Linked DNA regions of Homo sapiens: regions 2 and 3 are each linked to region 1. A link is a contact called in ENCODE Hi-C or POLR2A ChIA-PET data. All regions are on one chromosome and are shown on one strand. Each heading gives the region's core, a stretch centred on a gene start or an enhancer-like site at or near the end of the contact. The rest is flanking DNA. Distances are from core to core; before and after follow the strand shown. Region 1 holds the start of TMEM237 (transmembrane protein 237). Region 2 holds the start of NBEAL1 (neurobeachin like 1). Region 3 holds the start of CYP20A1 (cytochrome P450 family 20 subfamily A member 1).

Region 1 (3,641 bases), core at 1-2,500:
CAAAAGGGTTAAATTTTAGACACTCTTGTAGTTTGTCCCATTTAGCAATCCATTCGTTCGAACAGTAGATTAATGCAAGTACTACAAGATTAGGACGAGGCAAGCTGCCGTAATACCATCCAGTAGTCAAAATTACAATTGGAGAAGAATGACAGTCACAGGAACGCGCTATTGTTCTAAAGATGCTACGAAGCGCGCGCGATCGATCCCAGGGCTCTGTTCACGTAACTGATTTCAAAAGTCCCGCAAAAATGACGTTCCACCCACCCAGAGACCCAACCTCTAATCCTCAAAAGTAGGACGGCTCAACTGAAGACAAAAATCCTAACAATTAAAAGTAGCTAAGGCTCGCTTACCACAGGATTCTTCCCCATTCTGCGTTTAGCCGGCCTCGGCGGCCGCCGGCCCCCAAGCACCTGGCGCCCCACCCCTCCCGGCTCGGTCGCGCGCGCAGGCGCAATGCGTCATCGGGCCGCGCCGCCTGGCTAGTACCCCGCGCGCAGCGCCCTGCGGGGATGTTGCGGTGAGAGGCGTGCAGGGACCTGGATTGGCCAGTCCAGACTAGCCCTGCCAAAAAGGGGGCCTCGGAGTTGGGGGTAATGTGCCCAGGAGCAGAAATCTGGCGACCGTGGCGCTGCAATCACAGCTTTCCCGTGGTTTCCTAAGTGGTGGCGGTGATTTGTTTGCGGGAAGCGGGGCGTGACGGAAGACCTTAATTAAAGGACTCCGCAGGCGAACAGATCTCTTCTGGGCAGCTACAGACCTCTCCTCGGAGGAGTCTAGGAGAGGCCTGGCTGGAAGCCCCGGCACCCGCCGGGCCCCGGGCCTCAGATGAGTGAGGCGTCGTCGTGGCAACGCGGGCTCAGGTCCCCGCAAACTTCATGCCAGGCCTCTCTCTCCCACTCCGGGAGTTCGGTCCCGGCCTCGCCTGCGTCTCCGTCCCATTCCTGTGAACACTGGAGGGGCGGATGCGCGCACCCCACGAGCAAGGCCCTCCCTTAGTGATTCCCAGCTCGTTGGCGCCCCCCCACACACACCCACCCCCACTGCCAAGTGTAGCTGTTTACCCGCCACCTCTCGAGGCCGACGCGCCCCTCGCCGCTCACCAGGTGGCCCTCCTCCAGCCGAGCCCCCGAGTCAGTCCTCATGGTGCTCTCCCCGCGGGGCTGCCCCGGCGCAACCGCCGGCGGCCCGAGCCCAGCTCCCCGCGACGCAGCGGCCTCCGGGACCTGTGGGACGCCGGGGCTTCGTGGCGCCTGGCGAGGCAGCCGCCCCCTGAGCCAGGTCCCCGCCCGCCTCTGTCCTGCCAGGCGCTGCTGGGTTTGGGAGGAATGCGTTTACTCTCCAGGACCAACGAGTCTGTGCAGGCCTGGGTGTGTGGATGTGTATTAATATAGGCAATTCTCACATTTTCTCCGATTGCTTACCCTTCATCCCACAACTGTGTAAATCAAATTTGGAAAAACTTTTTCTCAACCTTAAAATCAAATCCAACCTCACATAAATATCACTACAAACTACCTGATTTGCATCGTTTGGTTTGGTTGGGTTTGTTTTTTTTTAAAGATAACTTTCACTTTAAGTAACAGAGAACTACAAATATTTTGAATCATGCATTCTGTTTTACAGTTAAGAAAGAAATGGGAAAGATGGAAGAATGGTGTGGATATGGAGAAGAGAATGATGCAGAAGATGAACAGATACAGGGACAGGGAAAGCGCCTGGAAATCTCAAATCTGGGGAAAGAAAGAGAAACAGCACTTTGTAATGGCATCCTAATCTTGTTACCAAACAAACGGGGCTTGTTGCCCTATACGCACAGAAGCCAATATTATGGCGCTGATTTTTTGAGAAAAGTTTTCATTGTGAGTCAGCTAACAAGGAGACAGGAGTATAGCTCTAATCTGTCTCCCTGTGTTGGCTTTAAGACAGTATTTTTATTAGAAAACGTTTAGGGGGTGGATTCTGGGATTAGTAGGTGATTGGTGGAAGGAAAGAAGCCATCTGGAAAATCCTCTGGCGTTCGCAGTTACCTCTTCATGTCCCTTCATGGGTCGCATGTGCAAATTTTGGAGGGAGTCAGTGTGAAACATGGGGAAAGATTCAAGCTGTGACGCCAGCAAGCTCATTTTGTACAGACTCCAGGTAGCCATCCGTGTTAGTACTAACCACTTTCAGCCAGTTTGCTTTGTTTTGTTTTGTTTTGTTTTTTAATCTCACAATGGAAGAAGTTTAGGCGTTTTATTTAGCAAGTTGTTTTTTATCTGCCGTCCTGCATGCTCAAGAATTTCTGTTAGTCCCTGGTTTCTTTAACTCTGAGACACGGTTTCACTCTTGTGATTTTCTATATATAGGTCTCTGGGATTAATCCATTGCCTTTTTCTAATTTAGGCCTGCATGTAGATATTGGCTGTTAAGGAAAATTAGTGTTTGTCACACCTCTCATGAGAATAATTTTTTCCTTGTAGGCCGATTTGTAAATAGTGAAGGCAGTGCAGTTTCTTGTAGGTTTTGATTTTAGATGTGAAATGTGTACATTAAACCTTTCTTGCTGAGTTAGTCAAGTAAGCACTTTTTGTAAAAGATGTTTTCATAAAACACGTTTCATAGAGTACAGTTTCTAAAGTTAACTATTGCTTATTTTATTTAGGAAAGCTCTTTATTTAAATCTTAAAAAGATCATGTGAAATCTGCGAAAGGTTCTCATACTCAGTGACTTAACATTATTCATATTTCTACCACAGCTGCATATGAGGTAAAGGAAAAAAAATTAAGTTAAAATAGGTAACCACATAACCATACAATAAAAATTTTTTTCAAATAAGATTAATTAATAAATTGCTGCACTTTTAAAGTTGTACACATTAAAATGGGTCAAATACTGTTGTTTTAGATTGCAACTATGGATCGCTGTATCAAGGGTACAGTGTTAAAACTCCAGCATTAAACAAGAAGTCTCATTGAGACTCAGTATCTGAGGAAATCCATGTTGCTGGTACCCACTGAGGCTCCTCCTGAGCCTTCTGTATGGCAGACAACAACTGGGCACATGCATCGTGCAAGCTGTCATTCACAATCACATGATCAAAAAATTGGCCAAACTGAGTTTCCATTCTTTGGGCTAAATTTTCCATCTCTTGTAGGTCTTCATCCTTTAGGAGAAATAGAAAAATATGGATAGTACAGACTTAATTGGACAAATGGAAAAAATACAGTTTGTTATGCTGTCACATTCAGTTGTGAAACTATGTATAAAAACAGTAAGGTCCGAAAATTTTGCACAGATGATTTTCAATAAAGTTTCAAAAATATTTTTTCAAAATTCTACAAAACCAGCAAACTAGAAAATAGTAATTTTTTTGCCCTCTGTTATTGAAATAATGTGGCTAAGTATAGATAAAATAATTTTTTTTTTTTTTAGACAGGGTCCCACTCTGTCCCAGGCTGGCATGCAGTAGGATCATCTCAGCTCACTGCAGCCTCTGCCTCCCAGGCTCAAGTGATCCTCCCACCTAGGCCTCCCAAGTAGCTGGGACTATAGGCACATGCCATCATGCCCAGCTAATTTTTGTAGAGAAAATATAATTATTATAACAGGTATAAACATATCCTTCTAAATTAATGTGAAGCATAAGCAAAGC
Region 2 (3,827 bases), core at 400-2,899, 1.4 Mb after region 1:
TGGTTACTACTACTATACCACCATCCATTTAAGGAAGAAAGTGTGGAGAGATGGTTAGGTATATTTTGGAGATATAGCTGAAAAGATTAGATTGGAAGTGAAGTACATGAGGAAGACAGCAAGCACACTTCCTAGGTTCTTGTACTGAGCAAGTACAAGAATAGAGTTGCTAAGTACTAAAATAGGGTATCCCAAAGGAAAAGCATATTTTCCCCCCAAAATTTTGACATATAAATTTCACATGCCTAATGGACAACCAAGGAGAAATGCTGAATGTAAAATGTAATTTCAGGATAAAAAATTGAAGGTGTAATTTGCAAGCAACTACTCTCAATTCTGCCATGGTAGAGTGAAAGCAGCTATAGGCAATACTAAAGGAATGGGCATGGTTGTGTTCCACTAAAATTTTAGGACACTGAAACTTGAATTTGAATTTCGTCTAATTTTCACATCTCAAAATATTGTTCTTTTGATTTTCGTTAAGCAAGTTGCAACCAGAATGGACTGCAAAGCCTATAACATTTATTGTCTGGCTCTTTTTATTTTATTTTTATTTTTTGAGACAGTGTCTCGCTCTGTCGCCCAGGCTGGAGTACAGTGGCGCCATCGGAGCTCACTGCAACCTTCACTCCCAGGTTCAAGCGATTCTCCCACCTTAGCTTCTAAGTAGCTGGAACTACAGGCGTGCACCACCACGCCAAGCTAATTAAAATTTCTTTTGCAGAGACAGGGTCTCATTCTGTTGCCCAGGCTGATCTCCTGGGTTCAAGGGATTCGCCCGCCTAGACCTCCCAAAATTCTGGAATTACAGGCGATAGCCACTGCGCCTCGTCTCTGGCTCTTCACAGGCAATTTGTGGATCCTTGTTACAAATGAAACAAGATGGGACATTAGTTGATCATTTTTGAAGTTGGGTGACGGTATACAGGGTTTCGTTATACTAGTTTACTTTAGAATATACTTGAAATCTTTCACAATAAAAAGTTGTGGAAATGTTTAACAAAGGTGAGTTATCTTACGCGTTTTTCTTTCCTTATACAAAAACCAAATCTCTCTGAAAGTTGTCTATAGTTAGTAAAGCCTTTTGCTTCTTTTCTGAAAAAGAAAAACCCTTTCGAAGTCTTTAGTGGTGGTAAAATAAGCCCTTTGGATATGACACTCGGTGACGACGAAAGCAGGCACAAAAGGAAAAGAGGAGTTTTTGGGGGGTGTCTGTGTGTGTTTTGTCTTTTTACATTACTCTAAATTCCCAGAACCAATCCCGGTTCTACAAATAAGTGAAACAAAATCCCCTTTAACACCGTAGGGTCTCACGCCCTCAGATGACTCACGGAAATGACGCCATCAGCGAAAAGCGGGGCGGGCGTAGACGTCAGCACGTCAGCCCTCCTCCATGTCCAGCTGAGGGAAGGCTCGTTTCAGTGCCGCGGCCGGCGCCCGCCAAGGGATGGGCAGCCAGAGCCTGTCGACTGCGGCTGCGCAGGTATGCTGGGGCGGGGCTTCAGGTCACCCCGCCCATCCCCAGCCTACGCGACCATTGAACAGCTGCCGCCCAACGGCTGGGTAAATCCTCAGCGGCCGAAATGATTAGCCCAGGGGGCAGCCCCGCCCCCTGCTCCTCCCGGCCTCTCGCCCCGCCCCCATGTCCCGCCCGCTCGTCTGCCTGGCTGCGGGGTGACACGGGGCTTCGCCTTGGGAAGGGGTCGAGGGAAGCAGTTAGACGGCTGCCGGGCGGCGGCTGCCGCGCGGCACACAATGTGAGCCCGGTGATGGGGAGCGGGCCGTTGGGAAGAGGGGGCGGCATGGCAAGAAATGGGAGGGCCCCGGTGCTTGGTGGTGGAGGGGCTGCAGAGTGAGGGGCGGCTTTGAGTGGGCTAGGCTGTCAGGGAGTGTTCCGATACTGTAGTGCAGGCTGGGATCGCGGTCGGGAGACGCCGAGTCCGCATTCCTCAGTTCTAGAGCTTCTCTTGGCAGCTCGGCACACCTTAAGTTTGCCTCTGTTTGGGTTGTCTTGGGATGTGAGGAGGAAATTAAAAGATTCCCCCAAACACTTGGATGCTTCTTTGGGAAGTTCCTCGCCGGTGTGTGCGTGCCCACTTCTCTTGGATGGAAAGGTGGAGAGGCCAGGTGGGCGGGTGGACTTCCACTCTCCGAGGATTGTTAGAACAAACGAACTGGGAATTCCTCCCCCGCCCCCACGCCCTGCCCTGCAACACAGCAAACAGTCCCAACTACTCCACCCCCACCCCACCCCAGACGGAGTCTTGCTCTGTCGCCCAGACTGGAGTGCAGTGGCGTGATCTGGGCTCACTGCAGCCTCTGCCTCCCGGGTTCAAGCAATTCTCCTGCCTCAGCCTCCTGAGTAGCTGGGATTACAGGTGCCCGCCACCACGCCCGGCTAATTTTTTGTATTTCTTTAGTAGAGACAGGGGTTCACTGTGTTGGCCAGGCTGGTCTCGAACTCCTGACCTCAGGTGATTCACGCACTTGGGCCTCCCAAAGTGCTGGGATTACAGGCGTGAGCCACCGCGCCTGGCCCCAACAACTTTGAAGAGGAGACCAGAACAAGAACATTCTAAGAGCTTTGATGTATTTGAAATGTCTGAGATGTGGGCCTTTTCCTTGTATCTGTACAAAAGGTATGAGTGGGAAGGGAGTCTTGCTCCTTATTCTCACTGGACGCATTCTTGGTTATGAACATGTACCCATCTCTAGGAGTCTGTCTGCCCTAGAGGATTCTATGGTGGACATACTGTGTTAGCTGTGATGTTTTCCTGAAACACAAGTTTCTATGAAATCTAATCAGTCCATGTGAAAGTATAGCGGGTTGTTTGTGGGAAGTGAAGAAGATACATCTTTAGTTTTTGATAAGTCTAGATTTTTTAGTATGGCCTCTTTTTCTAACCTGTGGATGTTTTTCTCTTTCACAGATTTATTTAATTGCCCAACTACCACTGATGAAGATATATTGGAGTGACTGCTGAAATTGCCTTTTTGTTTTTAACCAGAGGACAGTCCATTTGTTTCACTTCTTTTTGCTTTCTTTACTGCTATGAGCTTTACTGAACGGCTGAAAAACTTGGAAAATAAAATGGACATGCTGTAGTCTTGAACATAATTTTTTTAAGGAAAACTTAAAGTGCCAGAGTGAAAGCCAGAATGGCATCCAGAGAGAGGCTCTTTGAACTTTGGATGCTTTATTGTACAAAGGTAATTGCTTTCCTTTTTATTTTTATGTTTTAAAATACTTTATTATAAAATTTGTGACTGGCAGTAGTAACACTTTATTTAATAGATAATAGTGTATTTAGTCATAATGAATAACCCCAAACTTAAAAGCGTTTAAAGGATTTTCTGTTTTCCTCTTTTTCAGGTTTGAACACACATACAATATTGGCATACTGTTAAAAACTGTAGGGTGCGGCTTTTATTTGATACTTATCCCCAAATGATCCTAAAATTATATAAGTAAAATTATGCCCTTAAGAGAAAAATAAAATATTTTTATTTTTGTTTGTGCTTTTCATTTTCTCCCACAAGTGAGTGTAGGATAGAGACATTTTTATGAGAAGGGCATTAAGCATTTTTCTTGGAATGAACCTTTGAAATTGCATCACAAGGTTATTGATTGAACTGCGTGCTGTGTGACTGCCACTAAGTTAGCACTCTTTGAGCATTGTCTCATTTCCTTCTCACTACAATACTGTGAGGTGAATATTGTGATCATCCCCTTTTACTGATGGGAAAACTGATGCAAGGGTTACAGGAGTACTGAGTAGCCGAGAAACACAGTACTACCTGACTCAAGTGCGTACTTTTATCCATTT
Region 3 (3,651 bases), core at 1,091-3,590, 1.6 Mb after region 1:
TTATATATGCTTTTAGGGAGTATCTGGGCAAAACGTTTTAGGAACACAGGAAGAGGAGGTAGATGTCTAGTTTAGAGACTCACACTATAAAATATGGTGCCCTGACAATTTCTGGAATTTTTGTCTCTTTTTTACAGCCCTCAAAGTTCAGAGAGTCTCAGGATGTAGGTCAATTTAGGACTAAAAGAGAATTCTAGATATCTTGAAGGATTGGTACCTAAGATTACGGTACCTAAGATTACGGTTATATGGCTACCTTATGCAGTTAAAACTCTTATGTTTGGCCGGGCGGGGTGGTTCACGCTTGTAATCTCAGCACTTTGGGAGGCCCAGAGGGGCGAATCACGAGGTCAGGAGTTAAAGACCAGCCTGGCCAACATGGTGAAACCCATCTCTACTAAAAATACAAAAATTAGCTGGGCATGGTGGCGCGTGCCTGTAATCCCAGCTACTCGGGAGGGTGAGGCAGGAGAATTGCTTGAACCTGGGAGGCGGAGGTTGCAGTGAGCCGAGATCCCGTCACTGCACTCTAGCCTGGGCTACAGAGGGAGACTACGTCTCAAAAACAAACAAACAAAACAAACAAACAAAAAACTCTTACATTTACTGTTTTGAAAACCTATTGGGAACATCAGTTTGACAAGAAATATCTTTAAAATTCTGAACAAGAGACTTAAAAATGAACTTTGAACATACGACAGTTTAAAGCACATTTATATGCAGAGAAAGACTTAAAAATACAATTTCTGCCAAGTGAAATATTAAACAGCATGTTTCATTATATTTGCTATAGATGCCAAAAGAGTTGCCATTTTCAATGAGGTATGTTTCCTGCTTATGTAACAGTCATTTATCATAGAAGCTGTAAAATGCAATCTGGAATTTCTCTTGCCAAATTGCTGCCTGTTCTTGACATTTTATATTATTAAAGCTATAAAATCTATAAATACTTTTAGCACACTTTCACTAAAAGCAGCACTAGTAAGTAGCAGGCCTTGTCTTGTATTTCAGTAGCCACGTCAAAACTTCTGAGCCAGGCGAAATAGAAAGAGGGGTCCTAGGGTATTTTATGCCCAGGGCAACAAACGCCAAATGCTGACGTAGATAGCACTTATTCGGTTTTGCCAGGAGCTGTGCTAAGTGATTTTCATAAAATATGTAATTTAACCTACAGGCAACTCCATGTGGTATTATTTTCACTTTTTTACATAGAAGGAAATGGAAGCTTAGAAAACTGAAGCAATTTACCGAAAGTCAGAGTTAACAGAGCAAGGAAACCTGAACAGTGTGCAGCCTCCGCTCACCAGAAAGTGTCAAAGAATCACATTTACTAGTACTTCAGACAGAAATTCTGCGAAACAAGGCGTATCTACTCTTGTTTTACTCCCAGACACTTCCCTGTCCCGCTTAGATCAGTGGTGGTTTTCACTCAAATTTAAGTGTGTAACAGTGTCCCCGGGAGGGCTCTGTTCAAACAGATTGTTGTACGCGCCCCCTACCCCTGCCCACCCCGAGTGTTTGATTCAGTAGGTCTAGTTTGGGATCGAGAATCTTTTTATTTTGTTTTCCTTTTGTTTTGTTTTGTTTTGTTTTTGAGACAGGGTCTCGCCCTGTCGCCCAGGCTGGAGTGCAGTCGTGCCATCTCGGCTCACTGTAGCCTCTGCCTCCCCGGCTAAAGTGATCCTCCAGCCTCAGCCTCCGGAGCAGCTGGGGCCACAGGCAAGCGCCACCACTGTAGGCTAATTTTTTTTTTTTTTTTTTTTTTTTTTTTGTAGAGACTGGGGTCTCACTATGTTGCCCACGCTGGTCTCAAACTCCTGGGCTCAAGCGATCCTCCCGCTTCAGCCTCCCAAGGTGCTGGGATTACAGGTGGAGCCACCGCGCCCGGCATCGATAATCTGAATCTCTAACGAGCTCCCGGGCGACGTTGATGCAGCTGGTACCGGGACCACTCTTCGAAAATCATCGGTTTAGAGGTTTTAATTCTGAATCCATTGCGAAAACTGTTGGGCGGACAGAGCACTACTAACTCCTAACTTTTCTCAGAAAGCTGGGCTCTGCTTTCGCCAGCAACCCGGTCCGAAGTCGCGGGCATATTCTGTCTGAAATCGTGTGCACCGAAATCCCCGCCTTGCGGTGGAGGCTGGCGCTAGGCGGCCTCAGCCTCGGCCTGCTGCGCTCAGGAACCCGCGCCCCGGCTCCTCGGCGATCCATTGCTCTTTCCTCTGGCGCCGGCCGCAGGCCTCGGTCACGCCCCCAGCGGCCCGTTGGTTTCCGGGTCCCGCGGGGTGCCCCCGCCCACACGCTATGCCTTAAATTGGGCCAGGCTGAGGCGCTGCTGCTGGAGCGGCCGATCCGAGACGTGGCTCCCTGGGCGGCAGAACCATGTTGGACTTCGCGATCTTCGCCGTTACCTTCTTGCTGGCGTTGGTGGGAGCCGTGCTCTACCTCTATCCGGTGAGCGCCGTCTTGGCTCTCTGGGGCCCCGGGCGCCGCCCCAGTCTCTCTGTCGCCGGCATCCAGGCCAACCTGCCCGCTGCGGGCCGCAGGGGGCGGGCCTGAGAGGAGGGTTCGGGTTCGCTCCAGAGCTTCAGCGCGGGGACCGCACCCGGAGTCACGTGACGCCCCTCCCGGCAAGCTCTGAGAGCGACGTGGGCTGCGTCGCTACCCCTCAGGCGCCGGGCCAGGCGGGCGTAGAGCTGCTGAGGAAAAGCCCGCGCCCCCGCAGGCCGGTCTCACCTTGCCAGGCACCCCGCGCCACTCTCCAAGGCGGCTCTCAAGTACTTTGGGCAGCTTTTTGGCCATAACTCGCCAAACCCAAATTTCATTTCCCAGTGTGTCAGGACGAGACTCCTGGGCGCGCCACTCCTTTCTCCTTTCTTGAGGATTCTCCCAGCACTTGTGTATTCCTCTTTTCCATCTGTCCATCGATCTATCCTGACTGGAATCCAAAGTGCTCGAGGTCCAGGTCTTGCTCCTCTTAGGGGCTCCAGGCAAATGCTTCTTTGGGGAGAGCGCCGCGCTGCGGGTTCGGGTGCGAGGTTTCCTCTGCCGCTGACGCCTCTGCGAGCCTCCGGTCCTCCTCTCTCCACTTGCCTCCGTCAGCGAGAGAGGGAGGGTCTGAAAACAAAAGTGTTGATGACTGAGGACCGTCTTTAAAACCTGTTCTACACACTTTGGGAGGCTGAGGCGGGCGGATCACGAGGTCAGGATATCGAGACCATCCTGGCCAACATGGTGACACACCGTCTCTACTAAAAATACAAACATTAGCTGGCTGTGGTGGCGGGCGCCTGTAATCCCAGCTACTCAGGAGGCTGAGGCAGGAGAATCGCTTGAACCTGGGAGGCGGAGCTTGCAGTGAGCCAAGATCGCACCACTGCACTGCAGCCTGGCGACAGAGCCAGACTCTTATCTCAAAACAAACAAACAAACAAACAAAAAACACCTGTTCTACAAAGCAAGGTGGTGGTTTTACAGTGAAAGTTGAAAAGTAGCTGAACTGCTGGAATTGACCATACACCTTCTTAAATGTTCTTTTCCGAGCAGGTAAATGGATTAGACTAGAATCTTGCAACTACACAATCAGGGACTTCCTGAAATCTTATTTTCTGAGAAACTAAACAATTTTAGTGGTTCTTGAATTTTTGG

What was found. A loop is a pair of places that touch in the nucleus more often than their neighbours do. ChIA-PET counts read pairs that join two places held with the same protein, here RNA polymerase II (POLR2A). Pooled maps may share reads with other maps.
Region 2: a map of B cell shows a loop between it and region 1 (18-fold over the local background). The contact joins the promoter of NBEAL1 here to the promoter of TMEM237 in region 1. A Hi-C loop is called at or near these places in 3 of 168 maps with a recorded cell type or tissue (B cell and naive thymus-derived CD4-positive, alpha-beta T cell) and 10 of 50 pooled maps.
Region 3: a map of CD8-positive, alpha-beta T cell shows a loop between it and region 1 (15-fold over the local background). The contact joins the promoter of CYP20A1 here to the promoter of TMEM237 in region 1. A Hi-C loop is called at or near these places in 3 of 168 maps with a recorded cell type or tissue (CD8-positive, alpha-beta T cell, HepG2 and naive thymus-derived CD4-positive, alpha-beta T cell) and 12 of 50 pooled maps. POLR2A ChIA-PET finds 5 or more read pairs at or near these places in 1 of 52 experiments (PC-9).

The regions. Positions count from the first base shown.
Region 1 is chr2:201,642,253-201,645,893 of GRCh38, forward strand. TMEM237 (transmembrane protein 237) reads right to left here and starts at 1,251. Exons shown (of 13, transcript NM_001044385.3): 1 at 1,107-1,251. The coding sequence starts at 1,148. MPP4 (MAGUK p55 scaffold protein 4) reads right to left here. Exons shown (of 22, transcript NM_033066.3): 22 at 2,622-3,152. The coding sequence ends at 2,958. RefSeq lists silencers at 350-539, 1,110-1,369.
Region 2 is chr2:203,013,226-203,017,052 of GRCh38, forward strand. NBEAL1 (neurobeachin like 1) reads left to right here and starts at 1,650. Exons shown (of 56, transcript NM_001378026.1): 1 at 1,650-1,757; 2 at 2,931-3,210. The coding sequence starts at 3,160. RefSeq lists an enhancer at 1,330-1,883 and a silencer at 1,522-1,751.
Region 3 is chr2:203,236,678-203,240,328 of GRCh38, forward strand. It overlaps CYP20A1 (cytochrome P450 family 20 subfamily A member 1), which reads left to right and starts at 2,341. Exons shown (of 13, transcript NM_177538.3): 1 at 2,341-2,457. The coding sequence starts at 2,386. RefSeq lists enhancers at 2,042-2,091, 2,377-2,948, 2,772-3,061 and a silencer at 2,162-2,371.